Linked DNA regions of Homo sapiens: region 2 is linked to region 1. A link is an interaction called in ENCODE POLR2A ChIA-PET data of the cell type or tissue named here. Cell type or tissue: CD4-positive, alpha-beta T cell. All regions are shown on one strand.

Region 1 (5,000 bases):
CCCGGGAGGCGGAGCTTGCAGTGCGCGGAGATTGCACTACTGCACTCCAGCCTGGGCCACAGAGCGAGACTCCGTCTCAAAAAATAAAAATAAAAAAAACTTCTCTCTCAGCAGGCTCAGGAGTCCTCCCCCTCCCCGCACTGGCCCTGCCACCTCTTTTCTAATTTATCTATTTATTTTTTATTTTTTTTGAGGCAGAGTCTCGCTATGTCACCCAGGCTGGAGTGCAGTGGCACAATCTCAGCTCACTGCAACCTCTGCCAGGTTCAAGCAATTCTCCTGCCTCAGCCTTCCAAGTAGCTGGGACTACAGGCACCCGCTACCACGCCAGGCTAATTTTTTTGTATTTTTAGTAGAGATGGGGTTTCACCGTCTTAGCCAGGATAGTCTCGATCTCCTGATCTCGTGATCCACCCGCCTCGGCCTCCCAAAGTGCTAGGATTACAGGCGTGAGCACCGCGCCTGGCCTTACTTTTTTATTTTTAGAGACTGGGCCTCACTCTGTCACCCAGGCCAGAGTCCAGTGGCACCATCTCAGTTCAGTGCAGCCTTGATCTCCCTGGGTCAAGCAATCCTCCCACCTCAGCCTCCCAAGTAGCTGGGACCACAGGTGTGTGCCACCACACCCGGCTGTGCCCCTCTTGTCTTAGGATGGTCTTCAGGTCTCAGCTTCTCCACCTTGCCCCTTCAATCCCTTATTCTGTCTGAGAAACTTACATCCCTCACTCTCTCCAAATACAACCACTTCCTCAATATTCAAAGGGCTTCTTCCGATGCTGGGCACGGTGGCTCACGCCTGTAATCACAGCACTTTGGGAGGCTGAGGAGGAGGGTGGATCACCTGAAGTCAGGAGTTCGAGACTAGCCTGGCCAACATGTGAAACCCCGTCTCTACTAAAAATACAAAAATTAGCTGAGCATGGTGGCACCTGCCTGTAGTCTCAGCTACTTGGAAAGCTGAGGCAGGAGAATTGCTTGAACCCAGGAGGCGGAGGTTGCAGTCAGCCAGGATTATGCCACTGCACTCCAGCCTGGGCAACAGAGCGAGATTCCATCTCAAAAAAAAAAGGTCCTGGCGTGGTGGCTCACACCTATATTCCTAGCACTTTGGGAGGCCGAGGTGGGCAGATCACCTGAGGTCAGGAGTTCGAGACCAGCCTGACCAATATGGAGAAACCCCATCTCTACTAAAAATACAAAATTAGCCAGGCATCGTGATGCATGCCTGTAATTCCAGCTACTCGGGAGGCTGAGGCAGGAGAATCGTTTGAACCCGGGAGGCAGAGGTTGGGGTGAGCCGAGATTGCACCATTGCACACTCCAGCCTGGTCAACAAGAGCGAAACTCCGTCTAAAAAAAAAAAAAAAAAAAAAAAGGCTTTCCTGGAATAAATTACTTTCTTGTCTGTCTTTGGTCTTTTTTTTTTTTCAGCTTTATTGAGATACAATTCAATGGATTTGAGTATATTCAGAGTCATGCAACCTAACACCACAAGCTAACTGCAGGATATTTTCATCACCCTGAAAAGAAACCCTACACCCATTAACAGTTAATCCATTCCACCTACAGCCAGCCTAGGCAACCACTAATCTTTCTGCCTATTCTGGACACTTCATATGAATGGAATCATCACGTGATCTTTTGTGACTGGCTTCTTTCACTTAACGTTTTCAAGGTTTATCCATGTTTAGCATATATCAGTATATCAGTCCTTCTTTCTTTTCACTGCCAAATAATGTTTATGGGCCTAGGGGTAGAATTGCTAAATCACGCGGCAGCTGTGTTTCATTAGTTTGAGGAACTGACAGTCTGTTTCCTGAAGTGGCTGCACCATTTTACATTCCCACCAACAATGTATGAGGGTTCCAATTTCTGCACATCTTCACCAACACTTGTTATTATTTCTCTTTTTAATTACAGCCATTCTAGTGAATGTGAAGTGATATCTCATAGTTTTTTGTTTGCTTGTTTGTTGTTGTTGTTGTTGTTTGGAGACAGAGTCTCACTCTGTCATCCAGGCTGGAGTGCAGTAGGCACAATCACAGCTCACTGCAACCTCCACTTCCTGGGTTCAAGTGATTCTCCTGCCTCAGCCTCCCGAGTAGCTGAGGCTACAGGCATGCACCACCACACCTGGTTAATTTTTGCATTTTTAGTAGAGATGAGGTTTCACCATGTTGGCCAGGCTGGTCTCTAACTCCTGATCTCAAATGATCCACCTACCTTGGCCTCCTAAAGTACTGGGATTACAAACGCGAGCCATTGTGCCCGGCCTCATAGTAGTTTTGATTTACACTTCCCTAATGATTGTGTCCAGCAGCTTTTCATGTGCGAACTGGCCATTTGTTAGTGGGTTTTGCTTCTTTTAAAAACTGCTGAGCCATCCATAAACATTTTCAAAATGCAGGGTATGTTTTTCAGTGTTAAGGCAACTGTTTTGATGTGTTTTCCTTTGCTCTCTATCACCAAATACTGTACATACAAATAGTAAGACTGGGCTTTGTGTTGTCCATTGTTAATCCTAAATGCAACAAAACACATGGAGACTTTGAAAATCCTTCAGAATAATGCTATAGTTAAGATTTTGCTAAAGCAAGTGTTTTTTCTAACTCCTTGAGCTGCATATTGCCTTGAGTAATCATCATCCGAATTGTATCCTCTTCGGTGGCACTTTTGTTTCTTTTGAATTCTTCCCTTGCCCAATCCTTCAGGTATTTGCGATCAGAATCATTTGGAACTTGCTGAATTGTTTGGAAAATCCTTCTGTAGAGGAGAAGAACTTGTTGCCTTCTGATGAACTGCTTTAACATTAGTGTTGCTGGGGTAAGCGGGAAGTGGCCATGTCTGCCAGCAGTCCGCCGGAGCCTCAGCTGGTCTTTTTCCTTCTCTCTTTCTCCATTCCTTACCCTATCTGTCCCTCTCCCCTCGTCCATCTCTTCATCTCACCATAACCCTTTTTTTTTTTTTTGAAACGGAGTTTTGCTCAGGCTGGAGTGCAAAATCTCAGCTCACTGCAACCTCCACCTCCCCGGTTCAAGCAATTCTCCTGCCTCACTCTCCAGAGTAGCTGGAGTAGCTGGGATTACAGGTGCACGCCACCACGCCTGGCTAATTTTTGTGTCCTTAGTAGAGATGGGGTTTTACCATGTTGGCCAGGCTAGTCTCAAACTCCTGACCTCAGATGATCCACTTGCCTCGGCCTTCCTAAATGCTGGGATTACAGGCGTGAGCCACTGTGCCTGGCCTTCACCGTAACTTTTGTGTATCTTTCCCTCTCCCACATTTACTCTCTATGCCGATCTCTGTCCCCACCTCCCCATAGCTGTCTTTCCTTTCTCTGTCCCCTCCTTTCTCCACCCAGCACCCCCATACTTAGGCCTCTGTATGATCAGTGGCACCAGGTCAGGCTGGAGCCAGTACTAATGGGTACATTTGTGTGTAGACCCAGGGTGGGTGCTGAGGGCCAGGCCCAGGCACCTAGGACTATAAATGCCCCTGCAATGTGGTTGGCCTCAGCCCTGCTCTGGCAGGTGACCCCCGGGCCCTGGGCTCTGAGGCTGAGCCCTTCTCTGAGGTCTCCCTTGTGCCCCGTACTGCCCCTGCAGTGGGAGGCCTGGAGGGAAGGCTGGCAGGAGGAACCACACTAACCAGTCTATCTCCCTCTACCCCCAGCTGTGCCTCGGTGCCTTGGGTTTCCTACAGGGTGAGTGCCCCAGAAGGAACACAGAAAGCTGGTGAGTTGGTCTGGATTTGCAGCAGAGTGTGGGGTAGGGAGGGGCTGGTTGTGCTGGCTCAGGTTGGGAGGCTGTCTGGCATGGCTCTGTGACAGGGGATTGGCCACAGTGGAACTTCTTGGGACAGGGCCCTGGCCAGCTGGACAAGGGGCTATTTGGGCAGACTGTGTGCCAGGAGATTGGCAAAACTGGTTCTGAGGAGGCTGGGCGGGCCTTTTGGGGACAGATGGTGCAAAAGAAGCAAGTTTAAGCTAATATTGATATAGCTGACTTCATGCCATGGCTTTGACATCAAGCTCCCCATCATTCTGTGAAGTGTGCACCGATACCCCCTTTACAGACACAGCAGCTTAAGCCCCAAGAAAGGAGGTGACTTGCCCAAGTTCACTTGGCTAGAAAGTGGCCGAGTCGGCTGGGCAAGGTGGCTCACGCCTGTAAGTAATCCCAGCACTTTGGGAGGCCAAGGTGGGAGGATCGCGTGAGCCTGGGAGACCAGCTTGGGCAACAGATTGAGTCTCCTCTCTAAAACAGAAAAAGAAAAGGAAGGAAGGGAGGGAGAGAGGGAGGGAGAGAAGGAGGGAGGGAGAGAGGGAGAGAAAGTGGCAGAGTCAGAATTAGAATCTGACGCATTTAGCTTCCAAATCCACCGGATTATTCTTGACTGCCTCCTCTGGGCTCCTGGTTCCCTCAAGCCCGACGGACGTCTGTGTTTTATGTTTCCAGGGCTGCCGCTTCATCACGGCTTTCTCGGAAAACGGGGGCGCTGAGAAGCCCAACTTCCAGCTATATATGTCGCCACCGCCCACAGGGCCCCCGACGGCGATGCTGGTGACAGCGCTCCCTGCGTGGGCGCCACTCTCCCCGTGCTCCCCGCGCCTGCAGCCAGGCACGACGGTGTGGGTGTGCCCGCCCGGGGCAGAGGAGCTGCAGGGCTCGCGGCAGGCGGCGCTGTGCAAGCAGCGACGTCGCGGCCCGAGGAAGTGGAGGCGGTGAACGCGCGTGGGCGCGCCTCCCGGGACACGGCGCTGGCTCTGCGGCGCTACCTGCTGGGCACTCCCTAATCGATGGTGACGCCGTCGCTGCCGCCCGGCGACCGGCACAAGGAGTTTGCGGTGGTGGCGGGCGCTGGGCCCACGCTCTTGAGGCGCCTCAAGCCCCCTAAGCCTGTTCTGCTGGACCGCGTAGGCCACCCTGCCCGCTGGCCCCATCCATTGAGCCTTGAAGGCTTCCAGAGGCGCTGCAGTTGCAGAGAGCAGGAGACCTATC
Region 2 (5,000 bases), 1.7 Mb before region 1:
GTATTATCTTGGTTTTGTTTTTGTTTGTTTACAATTTTTTCCCCTGGAGTTTCTGATTGGCTCTTGGATGTTCTCTGTTACTTGGAATCTATTCCACTCTCCTTGTACTCACCAACTTTCTAGTTTAATTCAGACCATTTCTTCTTTGGACAGTTATTTTCTGTACAGCTTTTGGGTTTTCCTGGAGTTTCTGAATGTTTGTTCTTGCTGGTATTTGTTGCCTTTATCATATTCTCAAGTTTTTCCAACTCCTCACCCATACTATAATTCAGTCTACAAAATCTCCTTTTTTTCATACAGACTGTTCTTCCATAACCTTCCACCATTCTGCTAAGATCCAAACAGGCCAGGCATGGTGGATGATACCAATAATCCCAGTACATTGGGATGCTGAGGCAGGCAGATCGTTTGAGCCCAGGAGTTCGAGACCAGCCTGGGAAACATAGTGAGATCTTGGTGTCTAATAAAAAAGAAAAAAAATTGAAAAAGATAAATAACAAATAAAACCCAAATATATTGCTTCCAGGTGTCAACAAAGTCATGATCCTGAGATTTTGCCATCACTGCTCTCCTGGGCTACAATTAGAGTTGCTGGCACCATGTTTTCCATTCCTTTGTTTACTGGAATTTCTCCTTAGGGAGCTTTCTAGACAGGAAGGTCTCTGTCACATCTTCTTCCTCGTTTCTTTTTTTTTTTTGAGACAGAGTCTCACTCTGTCGCCCAGGCTGGAGTGCAGCGGTGCCGTCTCGGCTCACTGCAGCCTCTGCCTGCCAGCTTCAAGTGATTCTCCTGCCTCAGCCTCCCGAGTAGCTGGGATTACAGGCACCCACCACCACACCTGGCTGATTTTTGTATTTTTAGTAGAGACAGGATTTCACCATGTTGGCCAGGCTGGTCTCGAACTCCTGGCCTCAGGTGATCCGCCTGCCTTGGCCTCACAAAGTGCTGGGATTACAGGCATCAGCCTCTGTGCCCAGCCCCAGCCTTCTTTGCTTATTTAACAACAAAACGTCGAAGCAATTCTTATCTTAGTTGCTGACCCTTGATCTAGCATGCAGTGATGTTAAGTCTAATGCCAATTTGATTTTTTCTTTTCATTGTAGATTACCTGTTTCTTCCTCTGTGGAAACAGCATATTATCCTTTCTGTTAAGAAATGTTATGACTTCTCAAGAGTGTGGGTCTTTTTGTTTCACTCCAGTATTATGCTGGGCAGTTGTTAGGCCCTTTTGATTTAATGGTTTGTGTCTTCCCTTTAGCTTGGGTAATTTTTTTCATACCATCCTCCCTGTACTTTCACTAGAAGTCTCTTTTACTCAGATATAAGAGCTGCCCATTCGGCCGGGCATGGTGGCTGACACCTGTAATCCCAGCACTTTGGGAGGCTGAGGCGGTCGGATCACTCGAGGCCAGGAGTTTGAGACCAGCCAGGCCAACATGGTGAAACCCCATCTCTACTAAACTACAAAAATTACTTGGGCATGGTGGCACATGCCTGTAGTCCCAGCTACTCGGGAGGCTGAGTCAGGAGAATCGTTTGAACGTGGGAGGTGGAGGTTGCAGTGAGCCGAGATCGCACCACTGCACTCCAGCCTGAGCGACAGAGAGAGGCTCCATCTCAAATAAATAAATAAATAAATAAATAAATCCCTGTATCTCTTAGTTTTTTCTGCTATTTTCTTTCCTTTGCTATTGTTCATCTTAGTCTCTTTCCTGTAGTAGGCTTTATTAAAATATCAGTGGATTCTTGGCTGTCTGTCATTAGAAGGAGGCAAACGGGTGCCCTGGAGCTCTCTGTGTGACCAGGATTTGTTAACCAGCAGTGTCAGCTTTAAGGTAGTGATCTTTATTCTTGAGATTTCCGAATTCCAGAGGGCTTTGTTGTAGGATGCCAATCTCTCCAGATCCCACAGATGTCTACAGAGAAGAATCTTCCTTTTTTTTCTTTTAATCCTGATATTTATTTATTTATTTATTTATTTTTGAGACTTGAGTCTCGCTCTAACATCCAGGCTGGAGTGCAGTGGTGCGATCTCAGCTCACTGCAACCTCTGCCTCCGGGTTCAAGCAATTCTCCTGCCTCAGCCTCCTGAGTAGCTGAGATTACAGGCACGCACCACCACACCCAGTTAATTTATCCATTTATAGTAGAGACAGGGTTTCACCATGTTGGCCAGGATGGTCTCAAACTCCTGACCTCAAGTGATCCACCTGCCTCAGCCTCCCAAAGTGTGGGGATTACAGGCATAAGCCACCACACCTGGCCTATTTTTATTTTTTTTTTTTTTGAGATGGAGTCTTGCACTTTCGCCCAGGCTGGAGTGTAGTGGCACGATCTCGGCTCACTGCAAGCTCCGCCTCCCAGGTTCACGCCATTCTCCTGCCTCAGCCTCCCGAGTAGCTGGGACTACAGGCGCCCGCCACCACACCCGGCTAATTTTTGTATTGTAACAGGGTTTCACCATGTTAGCCAAGATGGTCTCGATCTCTTGACCTTGTGATCCGCCCACCTCGGCCTCCCAAAGTGCTGGGATTACAGGCGTGAGCCACCGCGCCCGGCCTATTTTTATTTTTTGAGAGAGAGGGTCTGGCTGTGTCACCCAGGCTGGAGTGCAGTGACACGATCTCGGCTGGCTGCAACCTCTGCCTCCTGGGCTCAAGCCATCCTCCCAACTCAGCCTCCCGAGTAGCTGGGATTACAGGCACACAACACCACGCCCAACTGGTTATTAAATTTTTTTTGTAGAGATGGGGTCTTACCGTGTTGCCTAGGCTGGTCTCATTCTGGTCTCAAGTGATCCACCCACCTCAGCCTCCCAAAGTGCTGGGATTACAGGTGTGAGCCACTACGCCTGGCCCTGTGAGGTATTTTTCAGCAGCTTTCTAGACTGACAAGAGCAGCTGGAAGCATGGCAACCCCAGGCAGAGCATAGCGTGCTGCCGCCTCGACTGTGCTCAAGGGGCGCTAGCGTGCGGGAGGAGCCACCTGCCTGGGCCTCTGGAAGGCTTCTGCCTCTGAGCCAGCAGGTACAACAGGGAACAAGAGTGAGAAGGGGACTTGAAAACAGGAAACCTAATTGAAGGTCTGCACAAGTAGTGAACAAACCTGTTTCTCACTGCTGCAGTCGGCATGGCTTATAATTAAGCAGCATACTGTTACAAAAAACAAACAAAAGAAAGAGTCTTGGCTGGGCGCAGGTGGTTTATGCCTGTAATCCTAGCACTTTGGGAGGTTGAGGCGGGTGGATCACTTGAGGCCAAAGAGTTTGGGACCAGCCTGGGCAACACAGGGAGACCCCATCTCTACAAAAAAAAAAAAAAAAAAAAAAAACAAAACAAAACAAAACAAAAAAAACACTAAAATATTAGCCAGCCATGGTGGCATATGCCTGTGGTCCCAGCTACTCAGGAGGCTGAGGAAGGAGGACTGCTTGTGCACAGAAGGTCAAGGCTGCAGTGAGCTGTGATCATACCATTGCACTATAGCCTGGGCAACACAGTGAGACCCTATCTCAAAAAAATAAGTAAAATTTTAAAAAAAATTAAAAATTAGCCGGGCGTAGTGGCGTGTGCCTCTGGCTCCAGCTACTCAGGAGGCTGAGGCAGGAGGATCCCTTGAGCCCAGGAGGTTAAGGCTGCAGTGAGCCATGATTGTGTCACTGCACTCCAGCCTGGGCAACAGAGCCAGACTCTGTCTCAAAAAATATATAAAAATAAAAAATTATTTTAGAAAGAAAAATACTTGACAGGCTTATTCCTGCCCAATTCAATTTATAACTGTTTATTCATGTGTTGACATCTTAATGCAGTCTTTTTAAATAAAAGCAACTTCATTAAGAAAGTAAAGGAATAAAAGAATGGCTACTCCATAGGCAAAGCAGCCTTTAAGGCAGTCTTTTTTTTTTTTTTTTTTTGAGACGAAGTTTCCCTCTTGTCGCCCAGGCTGGAGTGCAATGGCGCGATCTCGGCTCACTGCAAACTTCGCCCCCCAGATTCAAGTGATTCTCCTGCCTCAGCCTCCCAAGTTGCTGGGATTACAGGCATGCGCCACCATGCCCAGCTAATTTTTTTTTTTTTTTTTTTTGAGACGGAGTTTCGCTTTTGTTGTCCAGGCTGGAGTACAATGGCTTGATCTCAGCTCACTGCAACCTCCGCCTCCTGGGTTCAAGTGATTCTGTTGCCTTAGCCTCCTGAGTAGCTGGGATTACAGGCATGCGCCACCACACCTGGCTAATTTTGTATTTTTAGTAGAGACGGGGTTTCTCCATGTTGGTCAGGCTGGTCTTGAACTCCCGACCTCAGATGACCCGCCTGCCTCGGCCTCCCAAAGTGCTGGGATTACAGGCGCGAGCCACCGTACCCAGCCAGGGCAGTCTTAAAGGCAAAGAAGGTGAACATTTGTGCTTAATTTCCCATCTAGAGTGAGCAAATCTCTCTGCCTCTACCCTGGTTCAAAGCCCCTTCACCTCTTGCGTGGACTATGTTAACCTCCTCATTGGTTATCCTCTCTTCATACTGCATTCTTCTGTGCCATATTCTGTGCAGAGGCCAGAATGCACTTTGGGGAACACAAATCTGATTGTCAAATTCTGTCACATGTCTTAGAGAAGGCATCTAATCTGGATGCCTTAAGAGATGGTGGCCAGGCAGGGTGGCTCAAACCTATAATCCCAGCACTTTGGGAGGCCAAGGCGGGTGGATCACTTGAGGTCAGGAATTCGAGACAGTCTGGCCAACATGGCGAAACCTGTCTCTACCAAAAATACAAAAATTAGTTGGGCGTGATGGCGCATGCCTGTAATCCCAGCTACTCAGGAGGCTGAGGCAGGAGAATCACTTGAACCTGGGAGGCGGAGGTTGCAGTGAGCCCAGATTGTGCCACTGCACTCCAGCCTGTGCGACAGAATGAGACTCTGTCTCAAAACAAAAAAGAAAAAAGAAAAGATGGTGTCCTTCTGGAAGTTGTATTGCCGCAACTATGGTCTGATGGGAATGAGATC

What was found. ChIA-PET counts read pairs that join two places held together with the same protein. Peaks named below come from ENCODE experiments on the same cell type or tissue, not always from the same donor. Only the 100,000 strongest peaks of a DNase experiment are listed, where the experiment ranks them.
Region 2: POLR2A ChIA-PET joins it to region 1 with 7 read pairs; 1 of 35 experiments calls an interaction of 5 or more read pairs at or near these places.

What each region holds. Positions count from the first base shown.
Region 1 is chr19:35,954,542-35,959,541 of GRCh38, forward strand. It overlaps LOC105372383 (a long non-coding RNA gene), which reads left to right. Exons shown (of 5, transcript NR_136525.1): 2 at 2,712-2,823; 3 at 3,673-3,734; 4 at 4,458-5,000. Among named protein-coding and RNA genes, the nearest start is that of LRFN3, 21 kb to the left of the region's middle. RefSeq lists silencers at 4,519-4,568, 4,579-4,628 and an enhancer at 4,789-4,838. In CD4-positive, alpha-beta T cell, CTCF peaks have their summits at 4,720 and 4,921; a DNase peak (open chromatin) is centred at 4,720; H3K4me3 peaks cover 791 bases; H3K27ac peaks cover 2,165 bases.
Region 2 is chr19:34,238,664-34,243,663 of GRCh38, forward strand. No RefSeq gene overlaps it. Among named protein-coding and RNA genes, the nearest start is that of GARRE1, 13 kb to the right of the region's middle. In CD4-positive, alpha-beta T cell, no CTCF peak of the experiment used is centred here; a DNase peak (open chromatin) is centred at 2,968.